6 separate regions of the Homo sapiens genome follow, and regions 2, 3, 4, 5 and 6 are each linked to region 1. The links are chromatin contacts, found by Hi-C or POLR2A ChIA-PET in ENCODE. All regions are on one chromosome and are shown on one strand. The core of a region is the stretch at or near the end of the contact, and the rest is flanking DNA. Distances in the headings are between cores, read along the strand shown.

What was found. A loop is a pair of places that touch in the nucleus more often than their neighbours do. ChIA-PET counts read pairs that join two places held with the same protein, here RNA polymerase II (POLR2A). Pooled maps may share reads with other maps.
Region 2: a loop to region 1 is called in a pooled map, with 7 times the contacts of the local background. The contact joins the promoter of SRSF9 here to the promoter of RNF34 in region 1. A Hi-C loop is called at or near these places in 6 of 50 pooled maps. POLR2A ChIA-PET finds 5 or more read pairs at or near these places in 2 of 52 experiments (GM12878 and activated CD8-positive, alpha-beta memory T cell).
Region 3: a loop to region 1 is called in a map of gastrocnemius medialis, with 2.8 times the contacts of the local background. The contact joins the promoter of COQ5 here to the promoter of RNF34 in region 1. A Hi-C loop is called at or near these places in 1 of 168 maps with a recorded cell type or tissue (gastrocnemius medialis) and 7 of 50 pooled maps. POLR2A ChIA-PET finds 5 or more read pairs at or near these places in 2 of 52 experiments (activated CD4-positive, alpha-beta T cell and activated naive CD4-positive, alpha-beta T cell).
Region 4: a loop to region 1 is called in a pooled map, with 6 times the contacts of the local background. The contact joins the enhancer-like site here to the promoter of RNF34 in region 1. A Hi-C loop is called at or near these places in 2 of 37 single-sample maps with no recorded cell type and 5 of 50 pooled maps. POLR2A ChIA-PET finds 5 or more read pairs at or near these places in 1 of 52 experiments (activated T-cell).
Region 5: a pooled map shows a loop between it and region 1 (3-fold over the local background). The contact joins the enhancer-like site here to the promoter of RNF34 in region 1. A Hi-C loop is called at or near these places in 1 of 50 pooled maps. POLR2A ChIA-PET finds 5 or more read pairs at or near these places in 3 of 52 experiments (T-cell and activated CD4-positive, alpha-beta T cell).
Region 6: a pooled map shows a loop between it and region 1 (6-fold over the local background). The contact joins the promoter of CFAP251 here to the promoter of RNF34 in region 1. A Hi-C loop is called at or near these places in 5 of 50 pooled maps. POLR2A ChIA-PET finds 5 or more read pairs at or near these places in 2 of 52 experiments (T-cell and WTC11).

Annotation. Positions count from the first base shown.
Region 1 is chr12:121,397,775-121,402,372 of GRCh38, reverse strand. It overlaps RNF34 (ring finger protein 34), which reads right to left and starts at 2,255. Exons shown (of 6, transcript NM_025126.4): 1 at 2,155-2,255. The coding sequence starts at 2,160. RefSeq lists enhancers at 1,084-1,615, 1,616-2,147, 2,633-2,712.
Region 2 is chr12:120,467,353-120,471,950 of GRCh38, reverse strand. SRSF9 (serine and arginine rich splicing factor 9) reads left to right here and starts at 2,203. Exons shown (of 4, transcript NM_003769.3): 1 at 2,203-2,529. The coding sequence starts at 2,342. It also overlaps a transcript of DYNLL1 not described here. RefSeq lists silencers at 2,245-2,544, 2,795-2,964.
Region 3 is chr12:120,526,436-120,531,033 of GRCh38, reverse strand. COQ5 (coenzyme Q5, methyltransferase) reads left to right here and starts at 1,876. Exons shown (of 7, transcript NM_032314.4): 1 at 1,876-2,094. The coding sequence starts at 1,893. RefSeq lists enhancers at 1,540-1,999, 1,346-2,115, 2,116-2,886.
Region 4 is chr12:121,990,392-121,994,989 of GRCh38, reverse strand. All of the region lies in intron 19 of CFAP251 (cilia and flagella associated protein 251), which reads right to left. Among named protein-coding and RNA genes, the nearest start is that of BCL7A, 29 kb to the left of the region's middle. RefSeq lists enhancers at 2,724-2,823, 3,906-3,955. Within about 2 kb of position 2,754, at least 13 of the 41 ENCODE cell types and tissues checked have a DNase peak (open chromatin) inside an H3K27ac peak, as active enhancers do.
Region 5 is chr12:120,883,701-120,888,298 of GRCh38, reverse strand. The region is part of intron 1 of SPPL3 (signal peptide peptidase like 3); the gene reads left to right. Among named protein-coding and RNA genes, the nearest start is that of SPPL3, 18 kb to the left of the region's middle. Within about 2 kb of position 2,003, at least 5 of the 41 ENCODE cell types and tissues checked have a DNase peak (open chromatin) inside an H3K27ac peak, as active enhancers do.
Region 6 is chr12:121,916,720-121,921,317 of GRCh38, reverse strand. CFAP251 (cilia and flagella associated protein 251) reads right to left here and starts at 2,726. Exons shown (of 22, transcript NM_144668.6): 1 at 2,623-2,726; 2 at 1-32. The coding sequence starts at 12. PSMD9 (proteasome 26S subunit, non-ATPase 9) reads right to left here. Exons shown (of 6, transcript NM_002813.7): 6 at 3,021-4,598. RefSeq lists a silencer at 2,448-2,597.

The sequences.
Region 1 (4,598 bases), core at 1,006-3,505:
GTGAACATGTACTTATCCATATAATTGCTTAGCTTTTCTTGTTTATTTTTAACTGCTTAACTTTTTTTTTCCTTTTTTTCTTTTTAAAATAATTTTTAATCGAGACAGGGTTTTGCTATGTTGGCCAAGCTGTTCTCGAACTCCTGACCTCAAGTGATCCATCTGCCTTGGCCTCCCAAAGTGCTGGGATTATAGGCGTGAGCTATTGCACCCGGCCAGGTATACTTGCTTAGCTTTTAATGTAATTTTAATTCCACAGAAAGAAGTATTTCCTTACATGAACATTCACATGTTAGCATTCCATGACATCAGGAATCAGTCTCTGCCCAGAAATCTACAGATGAGCATACCCACAATTAAACAATTTCAATATAAATCAACATTAAGTTAAATAATAAACATTTAACAGCCCAAATCCTCAATGGTGTAAATCCAGTTTCACAAAAACAAAAGCATCATTTATAACTGTCATCTGGCACAGGCTGATGTCTATTCAGGTCCATATTTTGCTTCTGAAAATACGTATCTTTTCTATAATTTCAATTGCCACCAAACTTTGTTTCTAAAATTTCATCTTAGAAAGTAGTACCTTCCACTTCAATTCAAAACACACGTCTGTTTTCAAAGAACTTGTTTAAAAATTTCAACACTGGACCTGTCTCTAATTCTTTCCTTCGATAGCTAGTTCCTTAATGGGCCACAAATTTAATATTAATAAAGATACTGATTCTTCGAGGCATTATATATAAAGATCCCTGCTTTGTTTTTGGATCTTAACACAGCAGAGGGTGGTTTTCAGGAAATAAAGCTACTTCTAGATACTTTAATAGATATTTCAAGCTGTAATAATATTTTATAACTAAACTGGAAAGTTAAAAATAAGCTTTTACAATATCCTCATACTTCAAGGCACAGTTCCAAAGTTACCTATTCCAAAAATATTCCTTGCTTTCTGTAGCCAGAAGTATCCTTTCTGGCTCCTGTGTTTTGTCCCTGCCTTTTTTTTTTTTTTTTTTTTGATACCTATAGCCTTCTGCCTTGTAATATGGTTACTTACAAATAACTCTTCTTTTGAATGGTAAACTGCCTTCCTAAGGGATGAGACTGTATTTTGAATTACTTCTCTTCACCATGTCTCCCTCTTGGCTAACGCACAGAAAACGTTCAACAAAACATGTGCTGAATTTCTGTGACCAGCTGACACTCTTTTTCAATCTTCTATAGTAAATCTTTGACGCTTTATGGAGACAGCGTTAATCTAGCAGCTCACCTGCTAGATTACCCACCCCCAGCACACCTCTGCACTGAGATTAACGAAACCATCTAGGTCTGAAAGTTATCATCACCTTATGACTCATCCCACTTGGTTTGAGTTCGGCAAATGAATCAATACCCTGAACTGACTGCTGTTCACAAAGCTCTTCAGAACTCTCAGTGATCGGGTTGAGAATCATCTCTCAGAAGTAGGCCGGAAACCCCGCTCCCCTTTCCCCTTTTCTTCAACTTCTCATCAGTAATGCTCCCACGCTCTCACTCCCACCTTGGAGAACTCAAGCTGCCAAATTCCTTGCTGCGTTTACCTAGTGGCGATGGAGGCACATCCAGCCTTCTCTAGTTCGCGGCCCCGACGTGCAGCCTACGAAGCACCCCTTCCGGGTGGCATCCCCACCCTGAGAGTTCTTTAACCCGTTAGCCTGGCCCTAGCCTCACCACCCCCTGCACCCCTCCTGTTCTCCTCGGTCCCACGATGTCCCCAACACTTGGGTTAGTTCAAGGACTCGGGGCGGGAAAGGGCACGCCGCGCGCCAAGGGACCGAGGCTCAGGCGAGCCCTGGCGGCTCTGCCTCAGGCCCCCGAGGAGGCGCACAGGGCCCGGCGCAGAGAGGGGCCCACCCGGCGCGAACGCTAGGGACGCCCGGCTTCTCCCCACCGCTCGGGTCGCTGACGGGGGTGGCACTGGAGGAGCTCGAGAGGGTCCGGCAGCCTGCCCTGGCTCGGTTGGGGCACCTGAAGCCGGGCAAGCGACCCCCCTCAGCGCAGCTCTCCGAGATGACGACTAGGTAACCGCTAAGGCGGAAAGAAAGGAGGCGCTTCAGGTGCCCTGGCAGGATAGGATTGGCGAGGAGGGTCTGTCCGGCTCCACCGGCCCCTCACCTTCATGGCCGCGACCGCCTCAGCTCGGCCGGCTCTACCAGGAAACTCAGCACCATAGCAGCTCCTCACACTGCCGACCTCCTTCCCTCTGGGCGGTGATTACCGCGCCCCGGGAGGCGACCGAGCGTCCGGACGTAAGGGGCGTGGTCACGCTCGCCGCGTGCCCCGGTAAAAGCGCAGAGCGGCGGCCACGACGACCAATAGGAAGCCGACTTTCGGGAGGCCGGTCACCAGAGCCAATGAAGCGACAGGGATTGGGCGGGGCCTCTGGCGTTCCTCCTGGCTGGGAGTGCGCGGGGAGGATTCTTTTCCGCCCCGAGCGAAGACCTGCGGACCTGGGCGTGGCGGAAGGCGCGCTGCGGCGCTGCTTTCTCGGTTGGGTGTTTGAAATGGGAGATAGCGTCCCTGAGGAAGCTGCTGCGGCTTTCTGGGCTAGGTGGTCAAGTTTCCGGGGAGGGGAGCGCGGGAAGGGCCGTGGTGAATTTGAACACGCCGGTTGGCTCGAAGGCCTTTGTTATGACCGTCAGAGCAGGGCCTCAGATTTCCTTCCCAGACGTTCCCGCGTTCATGCTCGGTGATGACCTCGGGGCTCCTCACTCGTGGGTCCGGTAAGGAGCGGCAGCTGCACTCGCTAGGACGCGGCCTTTAAAAACAAGACTTATTGAAAACACTTAGAAAACCAAGGGCTCTCAAATCCCAAGGGCTCTTTGAAAAGCTGTATTCAAAATAACCAAAATCGTAGCATAATAAAAGAATTTGCTCGAGTCTTGGAATTGCCTTTGGACAGAGAAACTGAGGTTGTAAATTAAGGTATCGATTTCTTCAGCTGTACTGGATGACAGTTTATTTTCCTACACCTTTTTTTTATTTTTGACAAGGTCTTGCTCTTGCCCAGGCTGGAGTGCAATAGTGTGATCTCGGCTCACTGCAACCTCCGTCTCCCGGGTTCAAAGGATTCTCCTGCCTCAGCCTCCCTAGTAGCTGGGACTTCGTGCGCCCGCCCCACACCCGGCTAATTTTTTCTATTTTTAGTAGAGACTGGTTTTCACTGTGTTGGCCAGGCTGGTCTAGAACTCCTGGCCTCAGGTGAGCCGCCCACCTCGGCCTTCCAAAGTGCTGAGATTAGCCACCGGGCCCAGCCGATTTTCCTACACTTTTTAATCTCACCTCTAACTTAACCAGTATTTAAGATTTTAAACATAAAAAAGTCAGTTCGCTCTTCATGAGGACCTAAGACTGTTCTGTTATTTATATACATTATAGATTTGCTTCGACAAGTTGTGCTATATTAGATTAAAACACACGGAGAGAGAGAGAGTGCGTGGCAGGCCACTTCCTTAGACTGAAATAATGCATCAGAGTATGTATTTCTCTTGCTTCAAGTGCTGCTCAGATAATGTCACTTCTTATCCATAATAGTCCTAGGTTTTTTTTGGAAAAATGTACAGAAAGCCTTTCATTCACGATGTAGGACGCAGCTGAGCTTCATTGGAAGAGAAAGTATTAATTAATTCTCCTAATGATCTAGACACAAAGCAACTCAATAAAAATGTTCTTGGGGTACAAAGCCATGGTTGTCCCTCATTAGAAAAGGCCTGGCAGGTCTACCTCCAGAGTTAATAAGCACATGAAAGATGCTCAACATCATTAACTATCAAGGAAATGCACATCAAATCCATGGATACCGCTGTGCGCCTGCAAGGATGGGTAACATTAAAAAGAAAGAAAATAGATGGTGAGGATGTGGAGAATTTGGAATCTTCATACATGAATGGTGGGAATGTAAAATGATGCAGCTGCTATGAAAATGCCTGACAATTCTTAAAAAAAAAAATTTTTTTTTTTTTGAGACGGAGTCTCGCTCTGTCGCCCAGGCTGGAGTGCAATGGCGCGATTTCTGCTCACTGCAAGCTCCGTCTCCTGGGTTCACGCCATTCTCCTGCCTCAGCCTCCCAAGTAGCTGGGACTACAGGCGCCCGCCACCGCGCCCGGCTAGTTTTTTGTATTTTTAGTAGAGACGGGTTTCACCGTGTTAGCCAGGATGGTCTCGATCTCCTGACCTCGTGATCCGCCCACCTCGGCCTCCCAAAGTGCTGGGATTACAGGCGTGAGCCACCGCGCCCGGCCCAAAAATGTTAAAACATACAGAGTTACCATAAGACCCAGAAATTCCACTCCTAGGTGTATACCCGAGAGAAATGAAAACCTAGGTCCACAGAAAAACGTACATGCTAATGGTTCTTAGCAGCATTATTCATAATAGTCAAAAAGTAAAAACAACCCAAATGTCCATTATCTGAGAAATGGTTAAAGGAAATGTGGTCTCTCTATGCAGTGGAATATTATTAGACCAAAAAAGGAATGAAGTACTGATACATACTGCAACATGGATGAACCTTGAAAACATCATGCGGCTGGCTGAGTACAGTGACTCACTCCTGTAG
Region 2 (4,598 bases), core at 954-3,453, 930 kb after region 1:
AATCTCTTGCTTATTTCCGTCTGATAAAAATCCTACAAGCAGCTGGGCGCGGTGGCTCACGCCTGTATTCCCAGCACTTTGGGAGGCTGAGGCAGGCGGATCACGAGGTCAGGAGATTGAGATCATCCTGGCTAACACGGTGAAACCCTGTCTCTACTAAAAATATAAAAAAATCAGCCGGGCGTGGTGGCAGGCACCTGTAGTCCCAGCTACTCAGGAGGCTGAGGCGGGAGAATGGCATGAACCTGGGAGGCGGAGCTTGCAGTGAGCCGAGATCACGCCACTGCACTGCAGCCTGGGTGACAGTGTAAGACTCCGTCTCAAAACAAACAAACAAAAAATCCTACAAGCAGAATTACAAGATCGAAGGGTATATGTATATTATGAAAGCCTGATGTATACTATCAACTTGTATTCCAAAAAAGATATACACTCAGTAGTATATGTGGGTGTCTAGTCTTTGGTTTGTTTTGATTTTAAAATGCTCAGATGGTATAATGAGAAATCAACTACCTTCTGATTAAATGTGTGGTTTTAGTCCCTTTTTTTGTTTGTTTTTGTTTTGTCTTGTTTTTGAGACAGAGTCTCCCTCTGTCACCCAGGCTGGAGGAGTGCAGTGGCACAATCTCGGCTCACTGCAACCTCTGCCTCCCAGATTCAAGCGATTCTCGTGCCTCATCCTCCCAAGCAGCTGGGACTACAGGCGTGCCACCAAGCTTGGCTAATTTTTTTTTTTTTTTGTATTTTTAGTAGGGGGGCGGGTCTTGCCATGTTGGCCAGGCTGGTCTTGAACTCCTGGCCTCAAGTGATCCACCCACCTCAGCCTCCTAAAGTGCTGGGATTACAGGCATGAGCCACCACGCCCAGCCAGGTTTCATTTTTAATATGAAAAATCTTTATTTATTTTTGAGACAGTCTCACTCTGTCACCCAGGCTGAAGTGCAGTGGCATGATCTCGGCTCACTGCAACCTTCGCCTCCCGGGCTCAAGCAATTCTCCTGCCTCAGCCTCCCGCGTAACTGGGATTATAGGAACACGCCACCACGCCCAGCTAATTTTTGTATTTTTAGTAGAAACGGGGTTTCCCCATGTTGCCCAGGCTAGTCTCGAACTACTGACCTCAAGTGATCCTCCCGCCTTGGCCTCTCAAAGTGTTGGGATTACAGGCGTGAGCCACCGCACCCAGCCTGAACAATCTTTAGGTTAGGAGTATTCCAGCCGGGCGCCGGGCTCAAGCCGGTAATCCAACACTTTGGGAGGCCAAGGCTGGAGGATCGGTTGAGCCCAGGAGTTCGAGACCAGCCTCTCTACAAAAAAAATAGAAAATAAACTAGCTGGACGCAGCGCAGACCCCTCACGGCGCCCCGAGGTGGGAGGATCACCTGAGTCCAGCGAGATCGAGACTGCAGTGAGCCGTGTTCGCGCCATTGCACTCCAGCCTGAGCAACAGAATAAGACCCTGTATCAAAAACAAACAAAAAGTCTTCTGGTGCAAGGCCTCACTGTAAGGTCCCTGGGTTCAATGCTCCGCGTTCTGGGATGTGAATGTGGAAAAGTAAGTGCCAAGGTGGGTGTCTACCTGAGCTCCATAAGGACTCAGTACTTAGGATGGGAGCATGGCTCTGGGTTCCATTCCTGACCCCTCTGTGGCCTCAGACTCTGCCCGGGAGAGGATGAAAAGCACAAGTCGGATGCACTCTATAGTGATCGCTGTGATACTCATTAAGAGTCTTACTCCCTCGACTCCGACAAACTCAAGGCCAAGCTATGGAGTCCATCTCATGCTGACACCGTCAGTTCTGAGCAACTGTAAAATGGGGACAGGGTGGCCCGGGGGCCTACTGACCTGAGGTGGGGGCCGCGACAGCCCGGCCGCTGCGGGGTCAGCCTGCGGTCTCCGCCTGACTCCAGCTCTCCTGCGCCCCGCAGGCCCTGGGCGCTACCCACGTCAGTGAGTGCTCACAAGTCTGTGAGGTAGGCGGCGCCACAGAGAGAAACTGAGGCGCGGGAGCCCAAGCCACTTGTCCAGCGCCTCAGCCGAGCGCGAACCGCGCTCGGGGATGGCATCCACACGGCCCGGCCCCAGGCTCTCCCTGTCAGCGCCCGAAGGCCCTTCGCACCTCCAGGGGGCGCCGGCCTGCGCGCACGCGCAATGGTCGCAGCCGCGTTCTCTTTAAGAGGACTCCTTTTGCCTCCGCCGACCCCTTCGCTTCCGCTCCGCGTTCCCACAATGCAGTGCGGCTGAGCGCCTCGGAGCCCGCGGGGACGCTGCGGGGGGACCCGTGCTGAGGCGGCGGCGGCGACGTGGGCTGCGGCGGGCCCGCGGCGTCGGGCGGTGCGGATGTCGGGCTGGGCGGACGAGCGCGGCGGCGAGGGCGACGGGCGCATCTACGTGGGGAACCTTCCGACCGACGTGCGCGAGAAGGACTTGGAGGACCTGTTCTACAAGTACGGCCGCATCCGCGAGATCGAGCTCAAGAACCGGCACGGCCTCGTGCCCTTCGCCTTCGTGCGCTTCGAGGACCCCCGGTGAGGCCCCCGCGCCCCTGCCCTCTCCTCCTCGGTGCCTGAGGCCCCCGCCTTCCCTGCTGTCCCCTCCCCCAGGGCTCCCCTCCCCCCGGCCTCCCCTCCCCCCGCCTCCGCGCAGACCCCTCACGGCGCCCCCTCACGGGTGGAGGATGAGGCAGCCTCTCCTCGCAGGCCCGGGCCGTCCTTCGCGCCGTCGTCACTTCCTTTATTTTTATTATTCCAATATTTTACTTAGAAACCCAAAAGCTGAGCCTTTGGAGGGCCCAAGCCCGCCTGCACCGGCCTCGGGGGGTCCAAATGAGCCTTGTCCGCCTCCTGCCTGGGGCAGCACCGTAGGGGGAAGCGGCCGCGGGGCAGCGCGGGGGTCGCCGTTCGCCCTTCCCGCTCGCCTCTCCCCCGGCCCGTGCTCGCCGTGGCTGGAGAGCAAGCTGCAGGGTCGCGGATGCCGCTGGAGGTCGTGGAGGGATCTCTGGTGGAATAGCTCGCCGTTCGCGCGCCCCGCCCCGCAGGCCAGGGCCCGGGCTTTGTAAAGGGATCACGGATTCGGGAAAACTTCTAAAACAGCCGGAGTGGGGCTCTGATTTCACTTCCCTCCTTTGATGAGGGAGGCTTGGCGAGATGCTAAAGGTTCCAGGGATTTGGAAACTCTAGATTCCTAACCCCGCTCTAAGGAGTGCTTGTGATTTTGCAAACAGCGTCGGCCCTCAGGCCGGAAAAAGCCCAGGAACTTTCAAAACTGTGGTTGGTGGTGGTTAGCAGCTGCGGCGCTGACCTGGTCACTCCACTCCGGCCAAATAAGAGCCCGCACCCTGTTTTCCTAGCATCATTTGCTCCCGGGGAACGCGGAATGTTCGTAGGGTGTCCGACCTACCTGGGGTGGACGTATTGATAGGGCAAGGGGAGCATCTGAGGAAGGGCAGGCAGGAAGCACCGCGAGGCGTTGATGGCTGAAGAGTCGACTCTGACAGCTCATCCCTAGTATCTCCTCATTTGCCTCAAAACCGGAACTGGGCATTTTTACCCCTAAGCCGGAGAAGGCTATGCCTCGCTTATTTAGTAACCGTGCCATTGTGGTTTTTCAACAGTTGCTATGGGTCAAGTGCCATGGTGTGTATTTAGCTTTTTTTCTTTCCTTCTTATTTTTTTAGATTGATAAATTAGGGGTTTCACCATGTTGCTCAGGCTGGTCTGGAACTCCTGAGCTCAGGTGATTCTCCCGTCTCAGCGGATCAAATTGTTAGGATTACAGGCGTGAGCAACCCGCCCAGCCTGTATTTAGTATTTTTAACAATTTATGAGGTGTAGGTACTATTTTTTTTTTTTTTTTGAGACAGGTCTTCACTCTTGTTGCCCAGGCTGGAGTGCTGTGGTGCGATCCCGGCCCACCGCAACCTCCGCCACCTGAGTTCAAGCGATTCTCCCGCTTCAGCTTCCCAGTAGCTGGGATTACAGGCGCCCGCCATCATGCCTGGCTGATTTTTCTATGTTCAGCAGATACGGGGTTTCTCCATGTTGGCCAGGTTTGTCTTGAACTCCTAACCTCAAGTGATCCACCCACCTCAGCCTCCCAAAATGCTGAGGTTACAGGCCTGAGCCACCACGCCAGGCCGGGATCAATGGATTTGAACTCCCTCTTCTGTTTTTCGAATGCAAACTTACTATATGATACGCTACATTGTCATCTTCCCTCATTCCTTTCATAATAGAAAAACTATCTTTTGGTGTCACTAGATGTGAAGATTCAAGCAAAGCATTTCATGTAGTATCTTATTTAACCATTACAATAACCCTGTGAGATAGGCATACTGTTCACATTAGAGATGTAAAAACTTGATTAAACACTTACCCAGAGATGACTACTAGTAATTTGCAGAATAGTGATTTGAATGCAGGCTAATTTTATTTATTTATTGTATTTATTGAGATGGAGTCTGGCTCTGTCGTGCAGGCTGGAGTGTAGCGGCACAGTCTCAGCTCACTGCAACCTTCGCCTCCTGGGTTCAAGAGATTCTCGTGCCTCAGCCTCCTGAGTAGCTGGGATTACAGCTGCGCGATGCCATGCCCAGCTA
Region 3 (4,598 bases), core at 627-3,126, 870 kb after region 1:
AAGTCAGGAGTTCAAGACCAGCCTGGCCAATATAGCGAAACCCCATCTCTACTAAAAATACAAAAATTAGCCTGGCATGGTGGCGCATGCCTGTAATCCCAGCTACTAGGGAAGCTGAGGCAGGAGGATCACTTGAACCCAGAAGACAGAGGTTGCAGTGAGCCGAAGTCATGCCACTGCACTCCAGTCTGGGCAACAGAGCAAGACGCTACCTCAAAAAAAAAATACCTTCCAACAGTCCTTGTCCTACTTCACTTTTTACAGGTTTTCCTCCACATATCATATGAAATAAGAGAACAGTGAAATACTGTTGGTCTGGATACTTAATCTGATGTGCAGAAGGAACAGCCCTAAATCCTGAGATCCATTCTTTTATATAACTAGATATGGAAGATATAAGATTCTTTGATGAGACTTTATTTATTTATTTATTTATTTATTTATTTATTTTTGAGATGGAGTCTGGCTCTGTCACCCAGGCTTGAGTGCAGTGGTGCAATCTCAGCTCACTGCAACCAGTGACTCCTGGGTTGAAGGGATTCTCCTGCTTCAACCTCCTGAATAGCTGGGACTACAGGTGTGCACCACCATGCCTGGCTGATTTTTGTATTTTAGTAGAGACGGGGTTTCACCATGTTAGCCATGCTGGTCTCGAACTCCTGACCTCATGCAATCCGCCCACCTCGGGCTCCCAAAGTGTTGGGATTACAGGCGTGAGCCACCGCACCCAGCCACTTAATTTCTTTTAACAAAGACATGAGAATTATGAATACATGGATGAATCATTTCGCCCTTGTATCCTTCCTTTTTTTTTTCTCATCACTATACCAACGAGGACCTTCTATCATTCTTAAAATAAAAGAGAAAGAAACAGAAATCCCAGCGCAGTACTTCCCAAACGAAAGCGGTTAGGTGTCCATCTGTCAGGCTATATTAAACCAGGAAGAGAATTTTCATTTCAAAACAGTTTCTTCTATTGGCGCTTTCTCCTCGTGAAATATTTACAGGAAACATACATTTAAAATGGAATGAAAGCAGAAACATACAGTAATCCAAGCAAAACTCAACAACGTCCGTTCTTTATTTTGCACAAGACGGTCTGCATTACCCTTGCCATTAAAAAAAGACTGAAAATCTGGGGCTGAAGTAAAACACCCATGACATGCCACCTGGAGCTAGGAATGTAGCTTTGTGTCAGCAGGAGACCAAGTGTGAGTGGTGGTTCTGGCTTGCTAAGTGGATACCAGAGCTTTCGTTCCCATTTATGAGCTTCCTAGGTTCATAAAACGGACAGAACAAAGAAGTCTGTCCTATGTTTATTTTTCAGAGTAGTGTAACATATGTTTCTCAAGAATGGTCTGCATCTTTAGCATCAGAATCGCCAGAGAAATTTGTTTAAATAGAGATTAAAGGGATATAGGTCAGATCAAAATCTCTGGTAGTTGGGGACCCAGGAATCTTCATTTTAAAACGTAAACCAAGTGATTCTTACGCTCAACAAAGTGTGCAGGAATTGGCCCGTGATCTTGGCTTTTTAACCACACCATGCCTCAATTTCCCCCTTCTGCACAAGACAACAAGAGTTCCTGGATATCTTGCGAGTTAGTACTTTTCTGCCTAGCCGGATTCAGAGACATGGCCGCTAAGAGGTGACCCGGGGCTCCCCTGAGATCCCCTGATTCCTGGTGAATTGTAAATTCAATTTGAGAAGAGAGAGAGGAAGGGATTTCCGATACTTAGAGACCACCCTTTGGATCCTAGAGATAATGCCGGCACAACTGTGTATCAGATTTCAGGGCGCGTTCGGCTAATAATGTTGCCGGCCAGCCGCCGTCGTTCGTGGAGTGACGCAACAAGGCGTACTCTCTGGCCGTTGTCACTCGACTACCAAGATGGCGGCCCCCGGGAGCTGTGCTCTATGGAGCTATTGCGGCCGTGGGTGGTCGCGGGCGATGCGGGGCTGCCAGCTCCTCGGGCTTCGTAGCTCTTGGCCCGGGGACCTACTAAGTGCTCGGCTCTTGTCCCAAGAGAAGCGGGCAGCGGAAACGCACTTTGGGTTTGAGACTGTGTCGGAAGAGGAGAAGGGGGGCAAAGGTGAAAGGGGCGAGAGGGCGGATGGGAGGGATCTGACCGTCCATGGTCTGGTTTCTTCTGGCCAGTTAGGGTTGATTTAACATCCAATTAGTTCCAGTGTTGTTGTCTGTGCAGTTATGATTTTTTTTTTTTTTGGAGACAGAATTTCGCTCTTGTTGCCCACACTGGAGTGCAATGGTCCGATCTTGGCTCACTGCAACCTCCGCCTCCCGGGTTCAAGCGATTCTCCTGCCTCAGCTTCCCGAGTAGCTGGGATTACAGGCGCCCGCCAGCACGCCCGGCTAACTTTTTTGTATTCTTACTAGAGATGGGGTTTCACCAGGCTGGTCTCGAACTCCTGACCTCAGGTGATTCGCCTGCCTCGGCCTCCCAAAGTGCTGGGATTACAGGCGTGAGCCACCGCGCCCAGCCAGACGCCCCCTTTTTAAAAGCAGAATACTGATGACTAAATCCCATCAACTGAGCGTTTGTGATGTGCCAGGCAACGTACAGACATTATTTTCAATTCTCATTTTCAACATTCCAGTAGTGGGTATTGTTATTACCATATTACACGTGAGGAAATTGAGACTTAAAGGTTAAGCAAGAAGTTGCCCAGTTGAACATATCAGTAAGTGGCGGAACCAGTATTCAAACCCAGTTTAATCTGAGTCTGAAGCCCCCGTTCTTTACCTCTAGAGAAAAATAGGGGTTTTTTTGGTTGTTTTTATTTATTTATTTATTTATTTATTTATTTTGAGACGGAGTTTCGCTCTTGTTGCCCAGGCTGGAGTGCAATGGCGCAATATGGGCTCACTGCAACCTCAGCCTCCTAGGTTCAAGCGATCCTCCTGCCTCAGCCTCCTGAGTAGCTGGGATTACAGGCATCTGCCACTGTGCCCTGCTAATTTTTGTATTTTCAGTAGAGACGGGGTTTCTTTTTTTTTTTTTTTTTTTTTTTTTTTTTTTTTTGAGACTGAGTCTCTCTCTGTCACCCCCAGGCTGGAAGGCAGTGGCGCGATCTCGGCTCACTGCAAGCTCCGCCTCCTGGCTTCACGCCATTCTCCTGCCTCAGCCTCCCGAGTAGCTGGGACTACAGGGGCCCGCCACCATGCCCGGCTAATTTTTTGTATTTTTTTTTTAGTACAGACAGGGTTTCACCATGTTAGCCAGGATGGTCTGGATCTCCTGACCTCGTGATCCACCTGCCTCGGCCTCCCAAAGTGCTGGGATTACAGGCATGAGCCACCACACCGGCCAATGTATAATCAACATTTTACAATGTATAATCAATGTATAATCAACATTTCACACAGTGGCAAGCAAGGAAGAAGTTAACTACTGAACTAAATATGAATTCCAGATTGGGGACTGAGATTGCAGTACAGACAGTCCTCGCTGTGCACAGTAATGCAAGACTGTGAAAATGTGCAAGCTGAAGTCATACACAATGACCTTAATCAATGGGAAAAATTAGAATTGTTTTATGACCTTTAAAAATTATCAACCATCAAAAACCCTGTCAGTTATAAATGTATAGTGAAATGAAAAAATATATACTGAAGTTGATATTTATTTACAGCCAGGTGCGATGGTTCACACCTGTAATCCCAGCACTTTGGGAGGCCGAGGTAGGCACTTGAAGTCAGGAGTTCGAGACCAGCCTGGCCAACGTGGTGAAACCTCATCTCTACTAAAAATACAAAAAAAATTAGCCAAGCATGGTGACGCACGCCTGTAATCACAGCTAATTAGGAGGCTGAGGCAGGCAAATTTCTTGAACCTGGGAGGTGGACGTTGCAGTGATCTGAGATTGTGCCACTGCACTCTAGCCTGGGCGACACAGTGAGACTGTCTCAAAAACAAAGAAAAAAAATTCTAATAAAAAATTAGAAACCTTGAGAATTAAATTCTTTTATTTCCTTGTAAAAAAATTGCCAAGAGTAGGCTGGGCGCAGTGGCTCACGCCTGTAATCCCAGCACTTTGAGAGGCCGAGGCGGGTGGATCATGAGGTCAGGAGATTGAGACCATCCTGGCTAACACGGTGAAACTCCGTCTCTACTAAAAATACAAAAAAATTAGCCGGGCATGGTGGCGGGCGCCTGTAGTCCCAGCTACTCCGGAGGCTGAGGCAGGAGAATGGCATGAACCCGGGAGGAGGAGCTTGCAGTGAGCCGAGATCCTGCCACTACACTCCAGCCTGGGCGACAGAGCAAGACTCTGTCTCAAAAAAAAAAAAAAAAAAAAAAAAAAAAAAAAAATTGCCAAGAGTAGTTTGAGCACTATTTGCCACCTTCTTGTCGTATGAAATATCTTTTCTATGCCTTGGCAAATTGCCATATTTCTTTCTAAGTTTTTATCTACTTCTGATATTTTATCCTTTGTGCTTTCAATGTTATGAAATACCTCCAAGAACTCCTTTAATGTGAAAGTTTTTGCTGGCATCACTTCTTCTGGGACATCTTCAACCTTTTTGTCACAGCTCCATTTCTTGTTCATGTTGGTAAGTTCATCTTCCTGCAGT
Region 4 (4,598 bases), core at 1,505-4,004, 590 kb before region 1:
TTGTGATTATTATTTTTTTTTTAATTTATTTTTTTATTGATAATTCTTGGGTGTTTCTCACAGAGGGGGATTTGGCAGGGTCATGGGACAATAGTGGAGGGAAGGTCAGCAGATAAACAAGTGAACAAAGGTCTCTGGTTTTCCTAGGCAGAGGACCCTGCGGCCTTCCGCAGTGTTTGTGTCCCTGATTACTTGAGATTAGGGATTGGTGATGACTCTTAACGAGCATGCTGCCTTCAAGCATCTGTTTAACAAAGCACATCTTGCACCGCCCTTAATCCATTTAACCCTGAGTGGACACAGCACATGTTTCAGAGAGCACAGGGTTGGGGGTAAGGTCACAGATCAACAGGATCCCAAGGCAGAGGAATTTTTCTTAGTGCAGAACAAAATGAAAAGTCTCCCATGTCTACTTCTTTCTACACAGACACGGCAACCATCCGATTTCTCAATCTTTTCCCCACCTTTCCCGCCTTTCTATTCCACAAAGCCGCCATTGTCATCCTGGCCCGTTCTCAATGAGCTGTTGGGCACACGTCCCAGACGGGGTGGTGGCCGGGCAGAGGGGCTCCTCACTTCCCAGTAGGGGCGGCCGGGCAGAGGCGCCCCTCACCTCCCGGACGGGGCGGCTGGCCGGGCAGGGGGGCTGACCCCCCCCACCTCCCTCCCGGACGGGGCGGCTGGCCGAGCGGGGGGGCTGACCCCCCCACCTCCCTCCCGGACGGGGCGGCTGGCCGGGCAGAGGGGCTCCTCACTTCCCAGTAGGGGCGGCCGGGCAGAGGCGCCCCTCACCTCCCGGACGGGGCGGCTGGCCGGGCGGGGGGGCTGACCCCCCCCACCTCCCTCCCGGACGGGGCGGCTGGCCGGGCAGAGGGGCTCCTCACTTCCCAGTAGGGGCCGCCGGGCAGAGGCGCCCCTCACCTCCCGGATGGGGCGGCTGGCCAGGCGGGGGGGCTGACCCCCCCCCCACCTCCCTCCCGGACGGGGCGGCTGGCCGGGCGGGGGGCTGACCCCCCCACCTCCCTCCCGGACGGGGTGCTGGCCGGGCAGAGGGGCTCCTCACTTCCCAGTAGGGGCGGCCGGGCAGAGGCGCCCCTCACCTCCCGGACGGGGCGGCTGGCCGGGCGGGGGGGCTGACCCCCCCCACCTCCCTCCCGGACGGGGCGGCTGGCCGGGCGGGGGGCTGACCCCCCCACCTCCCTCCCGGACGGGGTGCTGGCCGGGCAGAGGGGCTCCTCACTTCTCAGACGGGGTGGTTGCCAGGCAGAGGGTCTCCTCACTTCTCAGACGGGGCGGCCGGGCAGAGACGCTCCTCACCTCCCAGACGGGGTCTCGGCCGGGCAGAGGCACTCCTCACATCCCAGATGGGGCGGCGGGGCAGAGGCGCTCCCCACATCTCAGACGATGGGCGGCCGGGCAGAGACGCTCCTCACTTCCTAGATGTGATGGCGGCTGGGAAGAGGCGCTCCTCACTTCCTAGATGGGATGGCGGCCGGGTGGAGACGCTCCTCACTTTCCAGACTGGGCAGCCAGGCAGAGGGGCTCCTCACATCCCCGACGATGGGCGGCCAGGCAGAGACACTCCTCACTTCCCAGACGGGGTGGCGGCCGGGCAGAGGCTGCAATCTCGGCACTTTGGGAGGCCAAGGCAGGCGGCTGGGAGGTGTAGGTTGTAGTGAGCCGAGATCACGCCACTGCACTCCAGCCTGGGCACCATTGAGCACTGAGTGAACGAGACTCCGTCTGCAATCCCGGCACCTCGGGAGGCCGAGGTTGGCGGATCACTCGCGGTTAGGGGCTGGAGACCGGCCCGGCCAACACAGCGAAACCCGGTCTCCACCAAAACCAGTCAGGCGTGGCGGCGCGTGCCTGCAATCGCAGGCACTCGGCAGGCTGAGGCAGGAGAATCAGGCAGGGAGGTTGCAGTGAGCCGAGATGGCAGCAGTACAGTCCAGCTTCGGCTCCGCATGAGAGGGAGACCGTGGGGAGAGGGAGAGGGAGAGGGAGACGGAGAGGGAGAGGGAGTGGGAGAGGGAGAGGGAGAGCTCTTGTGATTATATTTTTCTATGCACTTGCTAATTACAATACATGTAATCATAACATAAGATAAATTATAATTTGGCTGGGTGGGGTGGCTTACGCCTGTAATCCCAGCACTTTAGGAGGCTGGAGTGGGTAGATCGTTTTAGGAGCTTGAGACAGCCTGGGCTGTGAAATCCTGTCTCTACAAAAAAGACAACAAATTAGCTTGGCGTGGTGGCGCATGTGCCTGTAGTCCCAGCTACTTGGGAGGCTGAGATGGGAGGATCACCTGAGCCCGGGAGGTGGAGGCTGCACTGAGCCGTGATTGTGCCACTGCACTCCAGCCTGGGCAACAGGAGTGAGGAGTAAGACCCTGTCTGAAAAAGAAAAAAAAAAGAAATAATATATATAAATATATATAAATTACCAATGTAATATATGATTTAACTCAGTTCAGAACAGGAGACTAAGACGACAAAAGGAATTCATAAGGGCCTGAGTTACTCATACCCAGAGAGTTCCAAAGAGCTCAGCAAACATTCACAGCACAAACCACTCAGCATGTGATTCACCTCTTACTCTCTCTTCCCGTATGACTGATCAAGAATCACTACTCAACAAGCACGGAGTTGGCAGCTTCGGCATCACTGACATTTCCTTCCTGAGCCGACTTCGCAAGTGTTCGTTGAAAAGGCAGGTTCTGCTACTTGTCTGAACAAAGTTCATGCTTGGGAGAGGAACCTCGGAGCTGGAAATAGAACGCAGAGCTTGTTCTGAACGCCCCCGTGTGAAGATGGCTTGAGAGAAGCAGGAGTCCTAGCTGAGCGGCCCAGACGCACTGGTGGTTGTCAGTCAGCCTGGCCTTTGATTGGCATTCTCACGCCTGCTAAGGCGGGGCTTTATTCCATTCACCTGGAGAGCTTAAACAGTTCTGAGGCCCAGATCCTATTCCCTGAGAACCTGATTTTTTTTTTTAGATGATAGTCTCACTCTGTCGCCCAGGCAGGAGTCCAGTGGCGTGATCTCGGATCACAGCAACCTCCACCTCCTGAGTCCAACCAATTCTCCTGCCTCAGCCTCCCAAGTAGCTGGGACTACAGGCGCGCGCCACCACAGCTGGCTAATTTTTGTATTTTTAGTAGCAACAGGGTTCCTACTGTTGGCCAGGCTGGTCTCAAACTCTTGACTTCAAGTGATCTGCCTGCCTCGGCCTCCCAAATTGCTGGGATTACAGGAATGAGCCACCACAACCAGCTGAGATCCTGATTTAATTGGTCTGGGGACCAAATTTTTGGAAGCTTCTCATTCGAATGATTTGAATGCGTAGCCAAGCTTGAGAAACATGGCTGGAAGGCAAAGGCTCGCTGACATGTCAGGCTTCACAATGACCGGGAGGTCTTGTTCAAACAGACTGCTGGTCCCACCTGGGGGGTTTCTGAGTCTGGGATAGGGTCTGACCATTTGCATTTCTTGTAAGTCCCTAGGTCACGTGAAGTCAATCCTGTTGGTCTGGGGACCACACTTTGAATACTGCTGCTCTTAGACCACAGGGGTTCACGGAGGTGATACTGGTGCCAAAATGAATCAGCCCCAAGCTTGTGACTTTCAGTAGAGAGTAATAATGGGTGGCAGCTGCGGTGCACGCTCTAATTCTTTGGGCTCACATCTGTTTTCCCCATTAAGCTGTAGCCAGAGCTTTCATCTCTATTTCCCCGGCAGCTTAGTTCAGAGCCTGGCACATTATAGAGGCTCAGAGAAATGTTTACTGAATGGATAGATAGATGGATGAATGGATGAATGAATGAATGATGAAGTAAATAATGTGGACACAAGTGAGGCCACAAAAAGAATTCTCTTGAAACTCACAAGAAGCTTAGAATAATCATTTAGTGCCCTAGTTAATTTTACTCGATTTACTAGTAGTTACTGAGCATTTGGTTTAGTGCAAAGCCAATGAAATACAAGTCTCTCAATTATTACTAGAACAGTTCTGCATTCTGGTTTTCAATCTTAGTCACTGGGGTCAGCAAATATTTATTCAGTGTCTATTAAGGTCTGGGCCATGTGAAGAGATGCTCAAGAGACGATATACACAAGGAAAGCGAACTAACAGGCTCCATCGCCAAGGTCCTCAGCCCTGGCTGCCTGGGGCTTTAAAAACTGTCCATGCTTAGACTCCACCCCTAGGTTCTGTTGCACAAGGCTGGGGCCCAGGTGTAAAAATCAGGTGTAAAAATACTGATGTATTTTTTTAAGTGCCCTCAACTGATTTTAAAAGGTTGGCTACCGTGGCTCTAGAAGATTCAGTGCCAAGATGCAGGAGAACATCATCAAAGGTTGGAGGAGCTCTCAGCCAGGTGGGCTTCGGGAAGGCTTCCTGGAAGAGGTGGGCCTACTGCAGAGCCATGAAGGGTTTGGCCAGTAGGAGGTCAGAGGAAGACACTGTATGCTGGGAAACAAGCATGAGGAGGAGGGTGCAGAGGAGGTGCCCACCCCGAGCCCATGCACCCAATTCTAGACCACACTCTGGGTACCTGAACCCGAGGCTTCTCTCCCCTACATAACCTAAGCCCACT
Region 5 (4,598 bases), core at 754-3,253, 510 kb after region 1:
TTCGAGACCAGCCTGGCCAACGTGGTGAAACCCTGTCTCTACTAAAAATACGAAAATTAGCTGGGCGTGGTGGTGGACGCCTGTAATCCCAGCTACTCAGGAGGCTGAGGTAGGAGAATCACTTGAACGCAAGAGGCAGAGGTTGCAGTGAGCAGAGATGGTGCCACTGCACTCCAGCCTGGGCAACAGAGCAAGACTCTGTCTAAAAAAACCAAAAATAGTAATAGTTATGCGATGAACATTTGTATACAAGTTTTTGTGCAGATGTATGTTTTTATTTCTCTTGGGTGAATACTTTGGAGTAAAGTTGCTGGCTCATAGTTTCTGTTTTTAACATTTTGATAAACTGCCAAACAGCTTTCCAAAACGGCTGCACCATTTTACATTACCACCAGCAATGTGTGAGATTCTAATTTCTCCACGTCTTCACCAACACTTGTTATTGTCTTTTAAATTATAGCTATCCTAGTGAGTGTAAAGTCATATCTCATTGTGGTTTTATTTGTGTAGTGTTTATATTTAATTAAGGGTTTGTAGAGGAAAAAAGCAGTAGTTTAAAATGTTAGGTCTGATTGTTTTTAGAAGTGTACTACCAAAGTTGAACCTCTGTTTTAGTCAACTAAAAATCTTGTGTCAAGAACAAAAATTTAGTACACCTTTGGTTCACAGATTTTTCTTCAGGCTACTTCTTATTTCTTTTGCGTGCTGGAATAATTTAGAAAGAAATTAGCCTCAGATAATTGTTAAACTAGTTTCTTCCCTTTGGTTAAGTGATTAACCGAATTACTCTGGCAACCTGCTGCATCATCAGTAAGCTTGGGACTAGGAGTGGTTTCATGACTGAAGGTTTGGTGGGTGGAAGTGGCGGTGAGGGGTGCCTTGATGTGTCAGTTCTTTGCCAGGAGGATAATCACTGGAGGAGTTAGTTGTAAAATACTACCTTTTCTAGAGCTGCACTGCCCAATAGAAGTATAATATATGGTATATATGTAATGTAAAGTTTTCTGGTAGCCACATTAAAAAGTTTTTTTAAAAAGGTGATACTAATTTACATAAAAATACTTATTTCACGCCTGTAATCCCAGCACTTTGAGAGGCCGAGATGGGTGGATCATGAGGTCAGGAGTTCGAGACCAGCCTGGCCAGTATGGTGAAACCCCATCTCTACTAAAAATACAAAAATTAGCCGGGCGTGATGGTGGGAGGCTGAGGCACAAGAATTGCTTGAACCTGGGAGGCAGAGGTTGCAGTGAGCCGAGATCGTGCCACTGCATTCCAGCCTGGGTGACAGGGTAATTCTGTCTCAAAAAAAAAAAAATTATTATATCACTGATGGTATGTAATCAATATACAAATTAATGAGACATTTTAACTTTTTTTAGTACAAGATCTTCTCAATTCAGACTAGCCACATTTCAAGTGCTCAGTAGCTACATGTGGCTAGCAGCTCCCATATTGAACAGTGCGGTTCCAGAGGTGGTAAATACTTATGATCTAGATTTTTGCTCACATGTATGATCTGTGTGTCTTTAGGAAAAACAGATGAGTGTGTGATCAGTCTGTATTTCTAGTTCTTTAGTTTTATATTGTTACTGCCGGGTTTTCTTTCAGTGGGGAAGAGGGTGTTTAGAGGGTTTCAGAGAGGAAGCTCCTCATAGCTCAGATTTTTGGTTGCGAGCAGTTAAATTCACAGGAGGAAGAAAATTGCCTCCCTCCTCATTAGAGATGTACCAGATTCTATAGTTCTCAGCAAGTAAATCTGTTGGAACTGTTATCGTTTGGTCCTTGTTCTGATGGTTATAGGTGTTCAAGGTCTGCTTTGGCCTGTTGTGTATCAGTTATATACCACTTGTACTGCCTAACCACACAGCTCACTTGGTTAGACAGAGTAAGGTTGTGAATTTGATCTCTGTGTTTAATGAATGACTTTATGCCTTTTGGGGCTCTGCTATAGTAACTAAAATAGAATAAACCACATCCTTTTTCATCAGAAGTTTATAGTGTTAGAGACTGGGTGTCAAATGCCAGCAGATGTAATTAAGACAATTTAGAGACAAGGAGATTTCAGAGTGGGCTGTTGTATAGATTGTGTCTCCTAGTCAGTCAGTTGATTACTAGAAGGACTGAATTTGGAAAAAAAAATTTTTTTTTTTTTTGGCCGGGCGTGGTGGCTCACGCCTGTAATCCCAGCACTTGGGGAGGCTGAGACAGGCAGATCACCTGAGGTCATGAGTTCGAGACCAGCCTGACCAACATGGACAGGTTAAAAATACAAAATTAGCTGGGCATGGTGGCACATGCCTGTAATCCCAGCTACTCAGGAGTGTGAGGCAGGAGAATTGCTTGAACCCAGGAGGTGGAGGTTGCGGTGAGCTGAAATCGCGCCATTGCACTCCAGCCTGGGCAACAAGAGCAAAACTCTGTCTCAAAAAAAAAAAAAAAAAAAAAAGTTTTAATGTTTGAATGACTTTACTCACAGCTTACATTTTCTAATTTGGCTGAGTCCCCATCACTTTCTGTTTACTGTACACTGAATCTCTACCTCACTCATTTATGCTGTTTACCTAGCTCCTGGAGGCAATTGAGTTGTGATCCCTTAGTAACCATAGTTGTAGGTCATTGCCTCAAGGATGGTTGAAGATAGGGATAGCTGATCAGTGCTCCAGTGACAGAGGATTAAAAAAACAACTTTTTATGGGCACTTGCATGTTTAGATACAAATACTTTAACAGGATTTGACCATTGCATTATTACTGACTATTAGATGCCTTAAGGACATGTAGTTATTCTAAGTGGTACTCACATGCTTTTGAGTTGGAGTCCATAAATGGTATTCTGACCAAGAGAACAACGATCATGACTTAATTTACATGCTATACCCTGGCATTTGTGATAATATGGACCCAGGGCCCATTTGTGAGTTCACTGATTTGTTTGAATTTGAAGGCCATGTGAAATACTTATGTGTTGTAGGTCCCGTGCACAATTATGGAATTAAAGAACACCGTAAGTGGTACTATCTTTTTAATCAGTTTATTTGGTGGTTCTGTTGAGTTTTTGTATACATTATTATTTTGATAATTTCCAAATATTTTATACTTTGACACTTGTTCATTAGCTTCATTTTTGAAATGTGTCTGAAAGCCTTAGCCTTACTAAGAAAGAAATGTCTTTTAGTTGAGTTTGAAATGCTTTGATTTGTTGGTATTACAAAGTATTAATATAAGGGTTTTTTTGTTTGTTCCCAACTGAGTGCAGTCTGCAGTGATTAAGCTCCAAATTAGTTGGACCAGTAGGGGCGGAATTGGAAGCCTTACTTACACTAAATAATGCCATTCCTTTAGGGGATAAAATCTGGTTTAGACCTCTTTGGTAACAAAACAAGACCTTAACTGAAGTTATTTCTAGTATCTATTTATTGAATAGGTGTGACTTGTCACCCACTTCACACACCATTGTTACCTTTCTGAAAGCCAAAAAAAAAAAAAAACCCAAAAAAAAAACCCAAAAAAACTCTAGCCATAATTTTGAAACATCTCCAGCCATAAGGGTGTCAGATAAGGAATTATGAAACTGTAATACCATATTTTATTGGTGAAAATATTGAAAAGTGTAGATAAACACAAAAAGAATAGAAAAACTACCCACAATTCTACCAACACAGAGAGATCTTTCATTAAATTTGTTGCATATCTTTCAGGTTTAAAAAAAATCCATATATTGTGACAGTTGGTTTTTTTTTTTTTTTAAATTATACAAGTTGTTGAAACCCAGAAATCCCAAATAGAAGTAAAAAAAGAAAAATCCTAATTACCTAATATTTAACTTACTTAGAAAATTTATGGTAACATTTCATGTTACCCTTTTGGGCATTACATATAGGAACTGTAGATCATTTTTTACACAAAAGCAGGAACAGGTTTATACTGTGCTTTCATTTTTATGTGATATTTAATGTCTACAGAAGAATATATGATTTGTATGTGTAGCATAATGAACGCTCATGAACTTCACCAGTTAAAGAAACTATAGGATTACCAATGTTCTGGAAGCCCCCTTTGTACTCTCCTTTGTCCTTCCTCATGCCTCTGTCCCCTGTCCCCGTTTAGGTGTAACCACTGTCGTGAATTTTGTTTACCATCCCTTTGCTTTTTAAAAAAACTAGATTTACATCTGCATTTTTTTTTTTTTTTTTTTGAGACATAGTTTCGCTGTTGTTGCCCACGCTGGAGTGCAGTAGCGTGATCTCAGCTCACCACAACCTCCGCCTCCTGGGTTCAAGCGATTCGCCTGCCTCAGCCTCCTGAGTAGCTGGGATTAGAGGCATGCGCCACCACGCCCGGCTAATTTTGTATTTTTAATAGAGACAGGGTTTCTCCATGTTGATCAGGCTGGTCTTGAACTCCCAACCTCAGGTGATCCACCCACCTTGGCCTCCCAAAGTGTTGGTATTACAGGCATGAGCCACCACGCCCGGCTTACGTCTACATTTTAATGTTTTACTGTACAACATGTTTTGTTTTGCTTTTTTAAATAAGTTTATAAAGATGACATATATTGTCTTTTATAATTTGTTTTTTTCAGTCAATATTTTTTCT
Region 6 (4,598 bases), core at 1,477-3,976, 520 kb before region 1:
TGCATCTGACATTCTTCTCTGTAGAGTTTCCTCTAGAGAGATTTTGACCATAATAACCAGCTGGCCCTCAGCTTCCCATTTCCATCTCCTAGTGCACTAACCTACTGATGAAATGTGCATAAATGGCTCTGTTCCCTTTCCATAGGAATAAAAAGAATGTCATGTTTCTGACCAGGCACGGTGGCTCATGCCTGTAATCCCAGCACTATGGGAGGCCAATGCAGATGGATCACCTGAGGTCAGGAGTTTGAGACCAGCCTGGCCAACATGATGAAACCCCGTTTCTACTAAAAATACAAAAATTAGCTGGGTGTGGTGGCAGGCGCCTGTAATCCCAGCTACTTGGGAGGCTGAGGCAGGAGAATCGCTTGAACCTGGGAGGCAGAGGTTGCAGTGAGCCAAGATCATACCATTGCACTCCAGCCTGGGTAACAAGAGCAAAGTTCTGTCTCAAAAATAAAAACAAAAAAAGAATGTCATATTTCTGGCCAGGCACAGTGGCTCACGCCTGTAATCCCAACACTTTGGGAGGCTGAGGCGGGAGGATCAGTTGAGGTCAGGAGTTTGAGACCAGCCTGGCCAACATGGTGAAACCCCATCTCTACTAAAAATACAAAAAGTTGGCCGGGCGTGGTGGCTCACGCCTGTAATCCCAGCACTTTGGGAGGCTGACGCGGGTGGATCACGAGGTCAGGAGATCGAGACCATCCTGGCTAACACGGTGAAACCCCGTCTCTACTAAAAATACAAAAAATTAGCCGGGCTTGGCGGTGGGCGCCTGTAGTCCCAGCTACTCGGGAGGCTGAGGCAGGAGAATGGTGTGAACCCGGGAGGCGGAGCTTGCAGTGAGCCGAGATCGTGCCACTGCACTCCAGCCTGGGCAACACAGCGAGACTCCGTCTCAAAAAAAAAAAAAAAATACAAAAAGCCTGGTGTGGTGGTGGTGCCTGTAATCTGAGCTACTCAGAAGGCCGAGGCAGGAGAATAGCTTGAATCTGGGAGGCGGAGGTTGCAGCGAGCCAAGATCATGCCACTGCAGTCCAGCCTGGGCAACAGAGCGAGACCCTCTCTCAAAAAAAAAAAAAAAAAAAAAAAGTCACATTTGTGGGAAACCTTTTTTTTTTTTTTCTCTTGAGACAGAGTTTTGTTCTTGTTGCCCAGGCTGGAGTGCAGTGGCACGATCTTGGCTCACTGCAATTACTGCCTCCAGGGTTCAAGCTATTCTCCTGCCTCAGCCTCCCGAGCAGCTGGGATTACAGGCGTCTGCCACCACACCCAGCTAATTTTTGTATTTTTTCAATGGAGGCAGGGTTTCACCATTTTGGCCAGTCTGGTCTTAAACTCCTGACCTCAAGTGATCCGCCCGCCTTGGCTTCCCAAAGTGCTGGGATTACAGGCGTGAGCCATCACGCGCAGCTGGGAAATCTTAAAGTATATGTATTTGTGGCCCAGATCTTAAAAATACTGATCCAGGGCCTGTCAACTTTCTGGGAATAAACACCTTGTAGCCTTTTTACTCATTTAAAATATATTTATATTCCCACAGGCAGCAAAATGCATAACCCACATATTAGCAACAATTCTAGAAACAGGAATACGAGAAGAAGCAGGGTAGCCTAGTGGTTAAAAGCAAGGGCCTTGCTGTCAGCTTGTCCTAGCATTGAATCCCATTTCCACCACGTACTTGCTCTGTGACCTTGGGCAAGTCACTTTACCCCTCAGAGTCTGCATTTTCTCATGGGCAAAATGAAAAGAATAATCCTAAATTCTAGGGTTGTTGTAGAGAAGTGATAACATATATAAAATGCTCATCACAATTCTGGCACATACAGCTTGAAAAAATGGTAGCAGTTGTTATTATTTGAGAGAAAAGCAACCCTAATGTGCAAAGAAATGAACAGTTTGAAAGCCTTCTGGCATATTCTCCATTTATTCCTTACAACAAACAAGAGTTTGAACTAGGAAAACAATAAGGATGGATACTTTATCCCTAAAGAGTTGGACCCCGAACAAAAAAAATCCCTACATTTTCAGTGACATTAGAATAAGAGAACTCAACACTTTGAAAATAAAGTCCCAGAGAGTACAGAGTAGAAAAGGTATTTCTATTTCTTAATTTCTTTCTCAGCACTAAATGTATCAGCTCCTCAAATTCATCTCTGGTAAAAAAAAAATAATAATAATAATAATAAATAAATAATGAATGGATAAATGAGTTTGAGGCTCTGAGAGGTGAAGTGACTTATTCAAGATGACACCGCTAGTAAGAACGAGATTTCTCTGGCACTTAGTTTCTCCAGCTGAAAAATCACTGCTCTGAATCAAGTCTAGGGCTCTCACCACCGAGCCTCTTTTGACTGAGCCCAACTTCGCCGGCGCGTCTGGACAGCCGGGTTCGAGCCGCAGGGGTTTGGGGCAGGGGTGCCAGGTGCGTGGCTCTGCGAGGGGATTAAAGCCCAGGTGCGGCCTCTGCCTCCAACTCAGGTCTCCCTGGGGCCGCCCCAGGCCCCACAAGGGCCAGGTCGGGTGAGCGCCCCCCAAGGGGCACCAGACCCCGCCAGGTCGGGGGCCCCCTCGCCAGGGCCGCGTGGCCTCCGCCCCGGACTTACAGAGAGCACCCACCCCGGTCTTCAAAAGGCCAGAGTCGTCCCGCCGCCTGGACCCCTCAGCCACCTCCCGGGCCTCCTTCCAGCGGCCGCCACCTTCTCCACCAGCTCCCTAGTTCTGGTTGCCACCCAAGCTCCGTCCCCATGGCAACCGCCACCGCCGGAAGCGACAGGCCCTAAAGCGACAGGGCAGGGCGGTGGTCACGTGCCAGGAAACGGTGACGAGCGTGCCCGACGTGCCTCCTGCCGGTCGCTGGCGGCATAGACTTTCCTCGCTTTTCTGTCCTTCCTCCGCTCGCACGATCCCACCTTTTCACATGGTCCCGTCCCCTAAGAAGCTGCAGCGGCCAATACTGCCAATTTTTACTTTCCGCAACCTTGGCAAGATGGGGTGGAGAAGTATGAACTCGGATACAATGCTCTTTTCCAAAAGCAAACTGAATTTCCAGGTCTCATGGATGCAGCACACAACCGTCCTGCCTGCCTCCTCACCGGGCACCGCGTGTTGCAGACAATTCCAGCTGGCTGGGGGCAGATATGACACAGGGTGCACCAGCTTGCGGTTCTCAGCACAAAGCGTTTCCGCAAAACCGGTCTGGCTATATCTATTAGGATCATTCCACGTCAAAGTGGCTCTCCACTAACATCTCATGGAAGACGGCAACAGGTGGCCACACGGGTTTCCACTGGGACCCCTGCAGGAAACCAGCCAGAGCCACTGAGGCAGAAGGCTCTCTGCTGCTGTCATTTTAGGAGAATGTGAATAATTCTCCCCGCCCACACTGCCATGCCCCAGTGATGGTAAATTGATTAATATGCATACATCTTAAAATAAAAAAGAAAGGATAAACTGGGCAAGCTGTGTTTATTATAGTCTGAGACTTTATAAAAGAGACTGGAAAATACGTGGAATTAGAACATGCAATTTAAACAGCAAACATTGGTAAACACAGCATGTCTGTGGCTACCAGAGGGGAATACGTATGGCTGTCAGGTCAAATAGAGTTTGAGGGAATTCGCCCAATAGGAAGGCTTTGGAATTGAGTGTGAGAACCTGTGGCTGGAAGCACACAGCAATACCAATCCCATCAAGGCAAGCTGGTATCTGTATCCAACCACAGCAAAACCAGTCCCAAGGAACACAGGGCTTGCCTGGCAGAACTGCCAAAACAGAAAGCGGTGTGCAAGAACTGGGGAAATGAACACTGATACCATGGAGAGGAAAAAATAATTCAAAGTATTGGCAGGAATCCCTGAGAACCATTTTACCATCTTAAAAGAGACAAAAAATAAAAGGGAGGAAGAATAAGCATTTTCAAGAGGTCTGATCTACTCGTTCCTATCCATACCTCAGCGGTTTACAAAATAGCGCTGATCTCAGGGCATAGCCAGGAGGTTCAATTATAAAAAGTCAAACTAGCAGTGGGCTGGGCGCAGTGGCTCACGCCTGTGATCCCAGCACTTTAGGAGGCCAAGGCAGGAGGACTGCTTGAGCCCAGGAGTTCGAGACCAACCTGGTCAACACAGGGAGACCCTGTCTCTACAAAAAATAAATTAGCTATGCATGGTGGTGCACGCCTGTGGTCCCAGATACTTGGGCGGCTGAGGCAGTGCCCACAGCGTCAAGGCTTCAGTGAACCTTGATCACGACACTGCACTCCAGCCTGGGTGACAAAGCAAGACCTTGTCTCCAGAAAACAAAAACAAAAACACACAAAAACGGAGGGGTTCTTACTAGCGAAGTGAAAGGAGCTTGCTGCCCTCTGGTGGGTTCCTAAAGAGGAAGCTGACAGGACACCACGCTGGGCCACCTGGGAAGCCTCCAGGCTTTCCCTGTTCTCCAAAGGGAGCTACTATGGCCCTGACAGCCCAGCTGCTGAGGAAGCACAGTACTTAACCATTTCCGTATCCACAGCAGCAAGGCCTCAGTGCAAAGAAATATGTTGGTCAAAGCCTGACTTTGCAATTGCTAGCCTGTTTTGCCCAACTTTC